Regions from separate parts of the Homo sapiens genome. Here region 2 is linked to region 1. Evidence: chromatin contacts called from ENCODE Hi-C or POLR2A ChIA-PET data. All regions are on one chromosome and are shown on one strand. Each heading gives the region's core, a stretch centred on a gene start or an enhancer-like site at or near the end of the contact. The rest is flanking DNA. Distances are from core to core; before and after follow the strand shown. Region 1 has its middle 52 kb from the start of LINC00895. Region 2 holds the start of SEPT5-GP1BB (SEPT5-GP1BB readthrough).

What was found. Hi-C counts contacts between places; a loop is a spot of excess contacts on that map. ChIA-PET counts read pairs that join two places held with the same protein, here RNA polymerase II (POLR2A). Pooled maps may share reads with other maps.
Region 2: a loop to region 1 is called in a pooled map, with 2.9 times the contacts of the local background. The contact joins the promoter of SEPT5-GP1BB here to the enhancer-like site in region 1. A Hi-C loop is called at or near these places in 1 of 50 pooled maps. POLR2A ChIA-PET finds 5 or more read pairs at or near these places in 2 of 52 experiments (K562 and activated CD4-positive, alpha-beta T cell).

What each region holds. Positions count from the first base shown.
Region 1 is chr22:19,614,931-19,622,662 of GRCh38, forward strand. No RefSeq gene overlaps it. Among named protein-coding and RNA genes, the nearest start is that of LINC00895, 52 kb to the left of the region's middle. RefSeq lists enhancers at 2,222-2,801, 2,802-3,380, 5,401-6,162 and a silencer at 4,756-5,050. Within about 2 kb of position 4,506, at least 4 of the 41 ENCODE cell types and tissues checked have a DNase peak (open chromatin) inside an H3K27ac peak, as active enhancers do.
Region 2 is chr22:19,713,358-19,721,089 of GRCh38, forward strand. It overlaps SEPT5-GP1BB (SEPT5-GP1BB readthrough), which reads left to right and starts at 3,863. Exons shown (of 12, transcript NR_037611.1): 1 at 3,863-5,461; 2 at 6,245-6,341; 3 at 6,449-6,535; 4 at 6,758-6,881; 5 at 6,963-7,097; 6 at 7,192-7,309; 7 at 7,411-7,512. It overlaps SEPTIN5 (septin 5), which reads left to right and starts at 1,146. Exons shown (of 12, transcript NM_002688.6): 1 at 1,146-1,274; 2 at 1,424-1,434; 3 at 6,245-6,341; 4 at 6,449-6,535; 5 at 6,758-6,881; 6 at 6,963-7,097; 7 at 7,192-7,309; 8 at 7,411-7,512. The coding sequence starts at 1,232. It overlaps LOC124905079 (a long non-coding RNA gene), which reads right to left and starts at 1,438. Exons shown (of 2, transcript XR_007068003.1): 1 at 1,340-1,438. RefSeq lists enhancers at 3,798-4,439, 4,440-5,080, 5,428-5,928, 5,929-6,429 and silencers at 4,496-4,915, 4,926-5,105, 5,082-5,252, 5,657-5,836.

The DNA of each region.
Region 1 (7,732 bases), core at 3,256-5,755:
ATTTTCAGCATATTGGCCCCTTCTTAAGGGGAAATCATGTAGAGTAGAAAAAAAAAAAGCGCACCGGGTCACTGTGATGCCTCCCCAGTTACCACCCGAGTGGCTCCAGCAGACACTCTGGAGACCAGAGCCCGGCCACCAGAGCACCACAGGGGACCGCCACCTGTCAGGGCTTTAAAAATACTGCGTTCCTTTCTCTGTTTCCTTCTACTCTACTTTCACTCTTTTTGAAAGTGAGGTTGGCCTTTTTACCCAAAAACTCTCAAAGTCCTCCCACACACTGTCGTTGGCCACTGTCATTTAGCAGGAGGGAGTGTGTCCAGCCTGGGAAGTGAGCGACTGCAACTCTGTGTTTGCCTAAACACAGTTTCTTGTTGCCGATGCCTGCTCTCTTCTCTTATTTACTCTGTGTACCGAGGGAGGTGGGCAGGCGGTGTGAGTAACCTCTCTGCTCCCGTCGAAGCTGCAGCCCCGTCCTTGTGTGTGTTCACAGACAACATTGGCAGTACCATCATGATGACTGGTGCCACGTCCTGAACAATCGGCCCACGGCTGTCGGGATGCACCTGGGCTTGGGAACTGGTGTCTTGGATGTGGGACACTTCCCAGATCACAACGAGAGCTTCCATGGAGAGGGAGTCCTTCCCAGACTGTCAGATGGCCACCTCAGAGACAGTAGTCTTTGGGATGAATACTTTTGTCAATTTTGTCTGCATTCCTGAAGGAATAGGACATCATTTTGAAGAACTTGGGAGTATTATTTTACCTAAAGCTAGGAAAACAGGAAGGAACTGTGTTGTTATTTTAGATACTGTTCAGATACGATATGAGCATTGAAATGAATAGGGTCATCAGTCGCTGTGGTTTGATTTTATTGTGGTAAAAACACATATTATACAATTTACCATCTTGATTTTTTTTTTGAGACAGAGTCTCACTCTGTCACTCAGGCTGGAGTGCAGTGGCACGATCCCAGCTCACTGCAACCTCTGCCTCCTGGGTTCAAGTGATTCTCCTGCCTCAGCCTTCCAAGCAGATGAGATTACAGACATGCGCCACTATGCCCAGCTAATTTCATTTTTTCTTATTTTTTGTAGAGACAGTGTCTCACTATGTTGCCCAGCGTGGTCTCGAACTCCTGACCTCAAGGGATCCTTCCACCTCAGCCTCCCAAAGTGCTGGCAAAGTGCTGGGATTACAGACATGAGCCACCACTCCCAGGCTTTCACTTATTTTTAGATTGGATTATTTGATTTTGTTGTTGTTGAGTTTTAAAAGTTTTTGTTGTTGTTGTGTGTTGTTGTTTTTTTTTTCTTGAGACAGAGTTTTGCTCTGTCACCCATGAAGGAAATAATGTATACAGTGGTCTATTTCCAAGACAAAGTGCATTGAATTGGCTTAGGTCAGCAAACTACAGAAGAAACAGGATATACCAGGCCCCTGCTTGGATAGCCAATGACTGCTTGTCGGCCTTCCCCTTCCCTCTCTTCTTGCCACGCCCCGCACCCCCACCCTCCCCACCCTTAGTTGCCTTCACCTGAACCAAAGAAATTCAGTCTAAGACGAAAGCTTACTAGTCTTCAAAATAGCTCGCTTTGTCTGTTCTTTTCAGCCTGCCCAGCTACTTAGGTCACAAGTCAAAAACTTGGAGAACCCCTGAGCTAACTAGGATTGCAATGCATTGTGGGCTGCAACAAAATGCAGCAAGATAACTGTAAAAAAAAAAAAAAAAAAACACCTACAGGCCCTACCTAACAATCAGAACAATCAGTAGGCGATGTCCGGGAAGGTTGTAGCCCCATAGTACTCACTTTATGAGGAACTGGGGGAGGGACCTGCACACTAGGGGATACATTGCCTATTGAAACTGTGCTGGCTGTGCCTGCCTATCAGGCAAGATCGTCATTAAAAGTCTCACTTTGGCTGTTCTCTGGGTCTCTGAGTCCATTCTTTGGGTTTGGATGAGTGAGTTTGTTTCTCACATCCAGGCTGGAGTACTGTGGCGCGATCTCAACTCACTGCAATCTCTGCCTCCCGGGTTCAAGCGTTTCTCCAGCTTCAGGCTCCCTGGTAGCTGGGATTACAGGCGCGCACCACCACGCTCAGCTAATTTTTGTATTTTTGGTAGAAATGGGTTTTCACCATGTTGGCCAGGCTGTTCTCGAACTCCTGACCTCAGGTGATCCACCCTCTTCGGCCTTCCAAAGTGCTGGGATTACAGGCGTGAGCCACCGTGCCCAGCCAAGAGTTCTTTCTATGTTGTGGCTGTTGATCCTCGTCAGATGTATGATTTGCCAATATTTTTTCTCATTCTGTCAGTTGCCATTACTCTGTTGACTGAGTCCTCTGATGAGCAGAAGTGTTAAGGTTTGATGTAGTCCCTGCGGTCTGGCTTTTGTTAAAAACGTGTTGGCAGGGGGAGGGAGGGGGTCAGAACCCTGCAGGAGGTTCTATTACTTCTGGTGATGCATTGCTGAGCTGGGGCGTTCTGTGATCAAATTTCACTGGCTTTTCTTGATTTCTTTCCAGCCTGAAACTCAGGTGTGGAGTTTATGAAAGTTCTTCATGCAAAAGTGAGTGTTGTCCCTGAGATTGCTAAAGCCGATGCCCTCACCTGAAGGAAAGGGAGCATAGCGTAGGAACGCTGGTTCCTGGATGTCTTTCTTTGGGGCCTATGTCATGGGGGGCAGAGTCAGGTTCTAATGTTGATTCTAAAAGAGAAGACCCCATTTGAGAGAGTAAGCATTGCTGGTTTGCTAAAAGTAAGAAAAGTTTCTACTCGTTAGAGAGACTGTCTCCTGCGGTTGCCTGGCCGCCCTTTGCACAGCCCGCGAAGGGCACGTGGGAATCCTGCTCCATTCCAGGTCCCGGGCCAGTAGCTCCAGGCCGCGCCAGGGTCGGTGCAGAGCGGCATTTCCCGCCCCCACACACCTTGACAGGCCAGGTAACAAGAGAGGCCTTTCTAGAAAGTCCCTGGAAAAGGCTCTTTCCTCCCAAACCGGCAGATTATGCTTTGTATGTCTGTTGTGGCAAGAACCTTTTCTTGTTTTCTTTCTCAAAGTGACAAATTGATGGCAGGGCAGATAAATCGTATTTTCTTTCCTTCTTTCTTTCTTTCTTTCTTTCTTTCTCTCTCTCTTTCTTTTTTTTTCTTGGTGACAGGGCAGATAAATCATATTTTCTTTCTTTCTCTTTCTTTTTTATTTTTCTTTTTGAGATGGAGTCTCGCTCTGTCACCCAGGCTGGAGTGCAGTGGCACGATCCTGGCTCACTGCATCCTCCGCCTCCTGGGTTCAAGCGATTCTCCTGCCTCAGCCTCCTGAGTAGCTGGGATTACAGGCATGCACCACCACGCCCAGCTAATTTTTGTATTTTTAGTAGAGATGGGGTTTCACCATGTTGGGCAGGATGGTCTTGAACTCCTGACCTCAGGTGATCCACCCACCTCAGCCTCCCAAAGTGCTGGGATTACAGGCATGAGCCACCATGCCCAGCCTTTTTTTCTTTTCTTTTCTTAATAGACAGGGTCTCACTTTCAGTCACTCAGGCTGGGGTGCAGAGTTTCAATCCTAGCTCACTGCAGCTTTGACCTCCTAGGCTCAGCTGATCCTCCTGCCTCAGCCTCCCAAAGTGCTGGGATGACAGGTGTGAGCCATTGTTCCCAGCTAAATAGTGCTTTTTCTTCTCTCTAACATTGAAATATAGAAAGTATGAAAAAGCCACTCATGGTCAAGCGGCATGTCCCTGCAGAGCTGTCAGCCACACTGCCTCCCAGAATCCAGGTTGGGGGTTTCCGATGCTGTCTGTTCCATGTGACCTCACAGCCTCCTGAACCAACTGATGGCCCCAAATGTTTATCCCCATTCCAGATGGCACCTGGTGGTACCTGAAAGTGACCTCTGGGCTGCGAGGTGCGTGGTAATGTCCCTGTGGCCCATCTCTAGATCGTGAAGAGGGTGATGTGAATCATAGCACACTCCAGGACATCACAGGGCCCCAGCACAATTGTGTATGCTGTGACTCCGTCACCCAACTACTTCGAGTCTTCAAAGACATTGAATTGCCATTGTTCTAATACTTATTTGCCTTTGGTTCCCACTCCTTCCTCCCCGTGGTGGGAAGAAAGTTGGGGAATGTGCACCCAGAAGATGTCGGGGCTGGATCAAGCCCCTTTTCAGTCACTGTCATTCATAGTTGAGATGTGAACTCTGCAAAGGCAGTGAGTACAGAACATTCTTGTTTCCAGTGCAAATCCACTGTGACCAGGAAGCTGTGCCTAGGTCTCTGACTCCAGCCACCCATACCTCCTCTCCCTGTACCCAGAGCCCTGGATGAAAGCATGAGTCTGGGATGCTGGGAAGAGGGCAGACAATGACAGCTCCCAGGCGCTGTGGACCAGGCAGGCTCTGTGTTGGGCTTTCCTGGCAGACGATGCTGTAGTTAGTTAATCCTCTCGAGGACATGTGAGATGAGGGTATCATTACCTTAGAGATGGAGGATCTGAGCCTCCAGCAGATAAGCAGCTGCCCCGCTGCAGAGAACTGAAAATGAAGCTAAGCTTGTTGGCTTTTCCCCACCAGCTGCCTCCCACTTCCTCCACCTGCTCTGTCTCTGCAGAAAACATCAAGAATGCAAATCCAGCCCCTTGGCCAGCTCATTTGCACACACACTCACCTCAGGGGTCTCTGGGGGTGTCTTGGATGCAGACCTCCATCCCTCACACCCTCACACCTGTCCGTCCAAGGGTCAGGCCATGCTGGAGTGCCTGGGCTGGCCTGATGGAGATGCTGCACCAGCTGAGTCATGGCGGGAAAACAGCCGGGAATCACCCAATATCTATTCCTTCCTTCCTTTCCATTTTCTTTTACAACAGCAAAATGATGCCAAGATTTTTCTGTGCTTCCCCTGTTATAGGCTGATTTATGGCCTCCCTCCCAAGTTCCTATGTTGAACTCCTAACCACCCAGTCCCAACCCCATATGGCTGTATTTGGATAGATCTTTTTCTTTCTTTCTTTTTTGAGACGGAGTCTTGCTCTGTTGACCAGGCTGGAGTGCAGTGGTGCAATCTTAGCTCACTGCAACCTCTGCCACCTGGGTTCAAGAGATTCTTGTGCCTCAGCCTCCTAAGTAGCTGGGACTACAGGTGCGCACCACCACGCCTGGCTAATTTTTTGTATTTTTAGTAGAGACGGGATTTCACCAGGCTGGTCTTGAACTCCTGACCTCAAGTGATCTACCTGCCTCGGCCTCCCAAAGTGTTGGGATTACAGGCCTGAGCCACTGCACCTGGCTGAGAGAGGGTCTTTAAACAGGTAATTCATTCAAAATGAGGTCATGAGGGTGGGCCCTACTCTTGTATGACTGGTGTCCTATAAGAAAAGGAGACTAGGGCCTAGCAAGGTGGCTCCCAACAGTTTGGGAGGCCAAAGCAGGAGGATTGCTCAAGCCCAGATGTTCGAGACCAGCCTGAGCAACATGGTGAGACCCCCATCTCTACAAAAAATTTTAAAAATTAGCCAGGCATGGTGAGGTGCACCCGTAGTCCCAGCTACTTGGGAGCCTGGGAGGCTGAGGCAAGAGGATCGCTTGAGCACTAGGAATGTGGGGCTTCGGTGAGCCATGATTGTGCCACTGCACTCCAATCTGGGCAACACAGCAAGATCCTGTCTCTAAAACTAAATAAAGAAAGAAAAAGGAGAGGAGATTAGGACACAGGTATGCCCAGAGGGATGACCCTCTGAGGGCATGGCGAGAAGACGGCCATCGACAAGCCCGGGAGAAGGTCCCCGGAAGACATAACCCTGCCCACGCCTTGATCCCAGACTTCCGGCCCGCAGAATATAAGACAATAAAGGTCTGCGGTGAGGCCACCAGCCAGTGGCACTTTGTGATGGCAGCCCCGGGAGGCCAAAACAGCTGCCTGTTCCCCACGTCCCTCTCCCAGCAGAAGCGCATGGGCTGCTCTTGAGCCCCAGCTGCAGTCCATCACTGTCAGTGCTAATGCGAAGCTCCCCTAAGACTGACTTGACAATATTGGCGAGTGGGCTTGACCCACCAGCCTGCATCCGGTGCCGGTGAATGGGCACTTACGTTCCTTATTGAAACGCTACTTGTGGCCCTCTGCTTCCCGGAGCTCCTGGCAACAGCCCAACTTTATGTTCCAAATAGGAAAAGGCTGCTTGATTTAAAGACTCGGACTTCATTAGGCGTTACCTTGATTTATGGAAAAATAATACTGAATGGTTGCATAACAATGGCCCACTGCTCACCTACGTGTGGCCTGGGGTTAATAAAACCGGCACATTTGTCTCTCCCACGATGACGTCAACGTGTACCAGCCCTTCTCTTCCACATGGGAAACGTGTTATGTTGTTCCAATTGTACATTCACTTGGTGAAGGGTTGTGTTAAGTGATTCCAAAAATTGACTGTGTATATTTTCTCTAGGGAAGTTATTGTATATTATTTTAGCTGGGAACATCTCTCGCACACAATTACTAATCAGAAGTGAAAATCAGGATTTGTCCCCGGCCCACCTGGCGGATCTGATGCAGCGCCAGGGCAGCCCGTGAAGACGGGCGCTCTTCCTCCGTGACTCTGGGCCAGGCAGAAGGAGCCTTGGAGAGGCTGCAGGAGGAAGCCCGGCTTGAGGCCATTCCTGTTTTGTCTTGCTGGAATTCAAAGATATTTGTTAATCCTTTCCCCCCACTTGAGTTGAGAAGGCCTGGAATGAGGTTTCACAAGCTGTGCCCTGTAGAGCTCCTGGGGAAACTGGCTCGAAAGAATGACTTCTCGAGAGGGAAACTAATATTTGCTTATTTTCCCCCCACTAACTTCCCAAGGGAAGGCTAATCTTTAGAAACACAGAAACTTTGGAGGCCAATAAAATTGAGAGCAAGAGAAGCGAGATTGTTTCATTGTTGCCACCATGAAGGAGAGTTTGTTTTTACTGGATTTCTTTTTCCCTTCAGGAAGGCTCTGGTAAGAGTCCTGATAGATTATTCTCGCACCCCTGGTTCTGGCTTTCCCCCCATTGTTTCAATTGCCCTTTTAATCACCACGATCTCAGTCAAGGTCAAGGCTGCTGTTTCATGTACCCGTGCCCCGCCTGCCCTCCTCTGCCGCGGATTCCCATGGGGATGTGTGTGGCTGCATGACCACCCTTCCGTGTCACCAATCACACCGAGCAGCCCTGAAGCCAGCGTGGGGTGTCGGCAGGGTGGTGGCACTCGGCATTTCCCAGCCTCTTCTTGGATGCCTGGGGTCCTCTCTGCAGGGTTTGGTGAGGCCCTGCTGGGGTGAGAGCCCTTGGCAGCCCCAACTGTGTCTGATCACAGGCGAAGCATTTATGAGGCAGCTGGGTCCCATAACAGAAACAGGGAAACCAGAGGCAGAAGTGACATTACGAAGTGGCTTACGGCGCTGCTAAGTCAGGGTTGGGGTAGCAAAGCGTCATATAGGGAACTGAAATGCTTTTCAGCGCACAATAGCAGTGAACTGGATGGGAATCTTCGGGCCGAGAGAAGTCCAGGCAGAGGCGTTAAAAAGTTTAGGCAAGGAAAAGGAGTGAAGGGCTGGACCTGGTGGGGTGGGGTCCCATTCCCAGGAGAGTCGGCCCTGCCCCAGCAGCTTCCAGCTGGAGCCTTCAAGGACCTGGAGGGGGCAGGACCAACCCCTCCACCCTCCCTGCCCTTCACCCTCAAGTTCACCTGCAGGGCTGTCTTCTTGCTT
Region 2 (7,732 bases), core at 2,613-5,112, 98 kb after region 1:
CTGGTGATTCAGAGATGGAAAGGCCCTAGCGACACCCCCCTCCACCCAGGGAGCCCACGGGCCAGCAGAGGGACCAAGGGGCACAGGACGGGTGGGGAGCAGAGGCGGATTCCCTGGCTGTGGAGGTACTGTCTATACGGGGTGCAGGAGACATCTCCATACAAGGGGGCCCTCACCTGGGGAGGTGGTGACCGCAAGCCTGACAGCCCCAAAGCCTTCAGAGATGCCGCCTGGGGACACTTTGGGAAAGTCCAGGCGGAGGACACCTGGGAATGTGATAGTGACACAAATGACCGGAGAGACTTGCTCTCAGTCACTGAGTCTGGCTGACTCACTGAAGATTAGGGCCTGAACTTCCCCCTCTGTAAATGGGGTGCAGGCCCTGGCCCTGCCTTCACAGTGCCCCTCGGTCCCCTACAAGCCTTCTCCGCAGGGTGGGATCGGGTCTGCCTGGAGCATCCCCACAGCCTATGGGTCAGCAGAGAAGCAGGCGCAGAGCTGGGGTGAGACGGTCAGGGCCGGTCCTGCCAGACACCTCAGATCACTCCTCTTCACAAATAATCCCATTTTACAGCCCAGGAAGAGAGAGGCCGGACCACTGCCCAAAAGCCTGTGGCCTACAGCCTGCCAGGTGCGTCTGCTCGCAGAGCAGGTCTGCGCAGCACCGAGCGGTCAGCAGGGGCAATGCTGGGCACTGGCCAGCCGCGCCAGGACCATCCCTGCTGACCTCGGCGGGGTGGGGCGGAGCGTGCAGGGTCTGGCCCGGAAAGCCAGGGCAGGCTTTAGAGAAGGGCCACCGGACGGATGGTCCGAGGACCGGCATGGACCCGGGTCCCAGCGAGGGCGGGGGGAGCGTAAGGCTGGGCCTGGGCTGCGGCACCGGGGAGGTGGCGGGGAGGAGGCCGGCAGGAACAGCCGTGCAGGGCGGGGGCGGCGCGGGTCTGGTCGGGTGACCCCGGGCGCGGCCAGGGCTGTAGGAGGCGAGGGCGTCGCCCCGAGGCCGTGGTCTCGGGTCCATGGTGGGGGACCTGGGTCCCCGCCCCCCCGGGCCGCCCTGGGTCGCGCGTGGGCGCGGCGGGCGCCGATTGGCTGCCGGGCGCGCGGGCGGAGCGGGCGGCGGCGGCGGCGGCGCGGAGGGGCCGCTCACCCCGCAGCCCGGCCTCGGCCTCCGCCGCTTGTCGTCGCGCCCCGCCCGCGAGCCCGCCCCGCACGTCCCCCGCCGGCGGCCACCATGAGCACAGGCCTGCGGTACAAGAGCAAGCTGGCGACCCCAGGTGAGCCCAGCGCCTGCCCGCGTGCCCGCGCGCGCCTTTGTCCCCGCCGCCCGCGCGCCTCTCACCGTGTCTCTCCGTCTCTCCCCCGCCCGCCGGCCCGGACCCGCTCGGAACCGGACCCGGACTCGACCCCGACCCCGACCCCGCAGAGGACAAGCAGGTACGTGCGCAGCGCCGCTCCCCCGCCGGGAGACCCGGCCGGCTGTCACCCATTGTGACACTAGCGCCTTGGGCGCCCAGGCGCGACCCCGCCCCCGCCGGCCCTCACCCAGCCCTGTCGCGATCACCGATTGTCAGCCGGGCAGTGCCGCCGCGCCTGGGGCTTCAGAGGAGAGGAGTGGGGGCCCTGGTCCCCGGACCCGCACAGCAGGGACCCTGCGCCCCTCCCCAGGATGGGGGGATGGGCAGAGTGTCCCCCTCCCACAGGGCCAGTGCCAGCATCTCCTGCTGACCTGGCCTGTAGGCCATGAGCTGGGGGTCCTGGGTGAGGCCATGGTCGTGGCAGGCCACGCTGGGGGAGGGGAGTCAGGCTCCATCAGCCAGCACAGTCCCTGAACAGCCCTACAGCAGAGGGCCTGTGGTCACCACCCACCTCCCCTGCACCTTCATGCCCCTTTCCCTCCCCATACACAAATTTGAGTGTTCAGGTCTGCAACAGGGACTCTTCCCCAGATTGGGAACCCCCAGGGTCTGGTCTGAGTCATTCTGGGTGCCCAGATGGGTCCTGGGACCCTGTGGGTACAAATAGGCTTGTGGCTTCTCAAAAGGGTTGGCCCCACCCTCCAGGAAAGCAAGACTGGACAGGAGGCTGGTCTAGGCACCTGGGTGAAACCCAGCCGAGCTCAGGGTTAAACAATGCTGTGAGGCCCCTGGGGTGGGGCGGGGGCTGACAACCAGGTGGGCTGGGGGGGCTGGGGAAAGCCTGCTGGTGTCCTCTCTGGCTTGAGCTCAGCCATCTTTGGAGGAAAAAAGAAGAGCCCAATTCTGGCACCAGGGTGGCACTGGCAGCCCCCATCAGGGATGGAGTTTCTCAGGAGCCATGGATGCTGAGTGGAACTCCAGAGTCCTGGCCCAGGGTGCAGCAGGCAGGGCAGGAGGGCGGGCAGGGGGGCCAGGAGCTGGGGGAGTCACTGGCTGACCAGTGCCATTCTCCTGGAAGGGACACACCCCACCCAGAGGTGGATGAGGCTCTCTGGGAGGGGCCCCTTGGGGAGCCAGGCTGGGAGCTGCCTCCCCATCACAGCAGGTCAGACAAAGCCTGAGATGCAGGGACACATGCGTCAGGCTACTGTTTGAGGGAAATGGAAGGAACTGAGGCTGGGAAAGCCAGGAGGCCAGGCCCCTGAGGCTTCTCCTGTGCCTGCAGGTGTCCCCAGCTTGACCCAAGGGCACTCTGAGACCCTGGGCTCCAGCCACTGCTGTTGGGTGCAGCCAGGTTCTCTTGCCCATTACTGCAGGGTGGGGACCCCCTCCTGCTGAGGTGCCCATCGTTTGAGGTCAACCGGGAGTCCACCTCACCCCATCCCAGGCCTCCCAGGCCTCCAAGCCCAGAGGAAGAAGGCACTGTGTGGCCAAGGAAGGGAGCCCCGGAGCAGGAGCCAGGCCAGGTGTCTGGGTGACCAGTGGGTCTGGGGGAGCTGGAAGCACATGGCAGCTTCCCTGCTACCACCGTTGCTGAGCCTCAGCCTGTCCAAGCATTCTTTTTGCTCTTTGAAAGGGGGCTGTAGAGGCATTGGGGGAGTTCCGTCACTACGCTCTGTGCCCCCACCTCCTCACAGGCAGCACCGGTGATCTCTTGGCCCTGGCTGCTGCTCCCAGAGCTGACTCGGGTGATTCTAAGAATGGAAGTGCCAGAGAGGCTCAGGCATTGGGAGGAGATGGGCGCAGCTGTGTCATATGGCTCAGGAAGCCCTGGGAGTATCTTTTGTCACTTGGGGACCAGAGAAAGGGGGTGGCAGGTACGGCCCCTTCCTTGAGGCTCCCCCAGGGAATCCACAGGCCCTGACTGGGCCCCAGTGGGTGGCAGGGCAGGTGGGTTGAACGCTGAGAGTGAGATTCTTGCCCTCCTGACCTGGGCCTCCCCAGAGGCTGTGCCTTACCAATGGGGAAACTGAGGCAGGCAGTCTGAGAGCCACACACTCTGTTAGACACCTCCTAGCCTGAGGCCTAGGCCCAGGGCTGTCTGTCTTCCTGGAGATGCCCTGGGCCTGAGATGCCAGCCTGTCTGGGTGGGTGCTGGGCTTCGAGGTGTGGACCCTCAGTTGGAAACTGGGTGGGACTCAGCCTAGAGGCTTCCTGCAGGTCAGGGCCATGGAAGGCTGGGGCCAGTGAGGAGGCTTTCTGGCAGCAAGGACTGAGGGATGCACTGGTAGAGCTGGGGGGCCTGGAGCTGCCCCCTTTCCCTGGGATGAAAGGCTCTCCTGTTCCCAGCTGTGGGCCTGCCCCTCCTCCCCAGGTGCCAGTGGTCCAGGCCCCACAACAGGACCAGGGCCTGGACAGGAAGTGGAGGAGGTCTCTCAGCCAGGAGAGCCTAAGGGAGGGCTGGTGGCGGGTGGGGTGGGGTGGGGTTGGGGCCTCCAGCTTCTAATGTTCTAATGTGCAGGGGCTTGGCCTGACCAGTCCTACCCTGGAACCTTTCCAGGCCCCATGTCCTGCTCCGCTGGGCTTGCCTGTTGGGATTCTACTGGGGTCATGGAGGTGGGTGGCCCACAGAGCGGAGCTCGGGAGACCCCCGCAGTCCCTGGAGTAGCCACATGGGAGGGAGGCCCGGCTGGCAGGAGCTCCCAGTCCCTCCAATCCTGTGGGTCAGAGCTGGTGAGGATGCTCAGAGGGCAAGGGAATGTCCACAGAAGCACGTGGGAGATGGGTCCCATCCCACCCCCACCCCTGTCTCTGAGGGCAGGGCCACCTGAGGGCTGCAGGGCAGCGCATGGGTGGCCGGCGTTTATTCAGCAGGCTGGCGGGGGCTTCCAAGTTTTGCAGGGACCTCCAGTACTCCGGCAGCCTGCACCCTTCCTTTCCCTTCCCTTCCCTTCTGTCCACCCTAAGCCTCCTAGGGGACAGGCAGGCTGGACTTCAGAAAAGGTGGGCTCTGCCCTCCTCCGGTCCCCCGAATGTCTTGGGAAAGAGTCCACCAAACACACATGCACACACCCGCGCACACGCACATACCCAATGCATGCACACACGTACACACACACGCATACACGCATGTATACACGCGCACACACGCAGGCATTACACACACACACATTACACACACACACCCGCACGGACGCGCACACACAAACGCGCGCACGCACGCACGCACGCACGGGGGAGGTCAGCCCCAAGCAGGGCTGGGGAGGGGTGCAGGGCGCGGCGTGTCTGTGGGCACTTGGGGCGTCGAGACGCCGCCGGGAGGTTTTCGGGCAAGTCTGCGAGAAGACGGCGGGCCCTGAACTGGGCGGGTACCCGCGCTGTTGCGCGTGGGTCCCGGGAGCGGCCTCCGGCGCCCTCTGGCGGGCGGAAGCCGCGCAGCACCTCTTGGGGGCGGGACGCGCGGTGGCTACCGACTCCCGGCCCGCCCCGGCCCGCGTGCAGGACCCGGTCGTCCCCTCCTGCTGTCCTGGAGCCCGGACTGAGGCCCCGGGGGCGCGGCAGGGCTCCCGGTCCACGCGAGCCATGGCCCGACCGCGCCTCGGCTCAGCCCTGCCCTCCGCAGCCGCTTTCGGGTGGCTCCGCCCGCGGCCCAATTTCCAGGCGACCGTTTCCCGGCGACGGCGGGCGGGGCCGTCTCTGCCGCCCCCCGCCGCGCGCTCCGCGGGCGCCTGCGACGCCCCGCCTCTGGCTCGGGTGCGGGAGCGGGGCCTGCCCGGACTGCGACGCCGCCACAGCTTGGGGCCAGTTCGCCCAGTCAGGGGGATGGCTCGGTCGGCCTCGGGGGTCGACGATCCCCCGGGTAGGCGACGTGCCCTGTCCAGGCCTCACTTCCCGCGTCCGCAAAACGGGGTGGACAACGCAGCCTAAGGCAGAGCCGCGCCAAGGTCCCTCGCTGTCGCCGGGCTCTGGCGGCCTGACCGGGCCTGGGGTCCGAGCGTGCCCCCGGGCCTGGGGGGGTCGCCGCGATGGACTCGCTGGCAGCGCCCCAGGACCGCCTGGTGGAGCAGCTGCTGTCGCCGCGGACCCAGGCCCAGAGGCGGCTCAAGGTGCGTGTGTGGAGAGGGCGGAACGTGGGTCTGTGACCCCGCGGGCTCCGGGACTCGGCATGGGGTCCCCGTCCCCGCGCGCCACGGCCCGCCAGCGCCTAGGCTCAGCCCTTCCCTCCGCAGCGGCCTCGCAGGTCCGCGGCCCCACGGTGGGGCGACGTGCCCTGTCCAGGCCTCACCTCACGCGACTCCAAAACGCGGCGGAGAATGCGGCCGTGGGACCCCTCCAGGGGCCCCAAGGGTCTGCGGGGGCTGGGCGCCTGGGCGCGCGGGCGGGGGAGGCTCGGCGCCGCGGTCTATAAATAGGCGCTGCTCCGCCACCGCCGCTGCCGCCGCCCCCGCGGCTGGATCCGGGCCAGGTGGGGCCTCCCGCCCCCTGGCACTCTCCGGAGGGGTGAGTGTCGAGGCCCCCAGCTTCTCCGGCTTATGGAGGGCCTTGAGTGTGTCCCAGGGGTCCCAATCCTGCTGCCCTCTGCCCGAGGAGGGAGGACATCGCCTGTGCCTGCTGCGGCCTGACATCTCCCCACGGAATAAATACAGTGTCGGTCCCTGCAGAGCCCTCCCTGGGATTGGGGCCAGGGGTGCCTTCTCCTGCCACCACCTCGCCTGCCTTCTTATCTCCAGGCTTTTGCCCACGGGCCCTCCCCTTATTTTTGCCAACGAAATGCCCCACCCTGGGAACCGTACCCTCTGCTGTCTCCTCATACCGCATTTGGTAAGAGACAGGGTATTGGGCTTCTGGAGAAACCTTTGTGTCCCTACCCTGTTCCATCCTGTCCCCAGGACATTGACAAGCAGTACGTGGGCTTCGCCACACTGCCCAACCAGGTGCACCGCAAGTCGGTGAAGAAAGGCTTTGACTTCACACTCATGGTGGCTGGTGAGTGGGCCAGGCTCCTCGGGGGAGTGGCTGGGGTCACTGGCCAGCCAAGCTCTGTCGTTGGAGCCCCAGACCTAACGCAGCTCCTTCTCTGTACCTGTGTGCAGGTGAGTCAGGCCTGGGGAAGTCCACACTGGTCCACAGCCTCTTCCTGACAGACTTGTACAAGGACCGGAAGCTGCTCAGTGCTGAGGGTGAGTGGCCCCCAGGAGGCCCTGGCACTGATCCCCAGTCCCCTTCCATGGGACCTCTCCAAGGACTCCCTTTCAGGTCCAGCTCCCACTGTTCTGTTCTCGCGGTGTGGGTCCCCTGGGGGTAGGGCCAAGGCACCAAGATGGATGAGGACGAGGGTCCTGGCTGCCAAGGGTGAGGGGCTGAGGGTTGGAGAGGCCCTTCCAGTGGCCCCTTCCCCGTAGAGCGCATCAGCCAGACGGTAGAGATTCTAAAACACACGGTGGACATTGAGGAGAAGGGAGTCAAGCTGAAGCTCACCATCGTGGACACGCCGGGATTCGGGGACGCTGTCAACAACACCGAGTGGTGAGTGAGGCCTGCTGAGAAAGGCCTTGCCTAGGCGGCCACAGCACTCGAGGCCTGGCCTCACCTCCCTCCTGCCCACAGCTGGAAGCCCATCACCGACTATGTGGACCAGCAGTTTGAGCAGTACTTCCGTGATGAGAGCGGCCTCAACCGAAAGAACATCCAAGACAACCGAGTGCACTGCTGCCTATACTTCATCTCCCCCTTCGGGCATGGGTGTGTGGCTGTCCTGGGGCCAGGCTCGGGAGTGCAGCCCCTACAATATGGCCCCCTGGCTGTGCCTATGCCCACCCTTGGCTGCTCTCGGCAGGCTGCGGCCAGTGGATGTGGGTTTCATGAAGGCATTGCATGAGAAGGTCAACATCGTGCCTCTCATCGCCAAAGCTGACTGTCTTGTCCCCAGTGAGATCCGGAAGCTGAAGGAGCGGGTGAGCCTGCCGTCGCACAGGGGCCTGGCCAGGGCCCTGGGGCTGAGAGTACCAGGGGGACTTGTCTGGCCTCAAATCTGATGGTCCTTGCCCCACCACAGATCCGGGAGGAGATTGACAAGTTTGGGATCCATGTATACCAGTTCCCTGAGTGTGACTCGGACGAGGATGAGGACTTCAAGCAGCAGGACCGGGAACTGAAGGTGAACATGCAGACTGGTGGGGCAGGGGGGATGGAGCTGGTGAGGGGCAGAACCAGAGGGCTTTGTCTCCTTCACATTGAGCCTGCTGGAGGAGGGCCAGGTCAGCCCAGTTGGGTGCAAGAGTCATTTGTTCTAGGAGTAGAGGACCTGTACCCCCTTCATCCAGGGCTAGAAGGTAAAGGTCACCATGTCTTTGCCTGGCTGGGGTGGGTCATGTGGG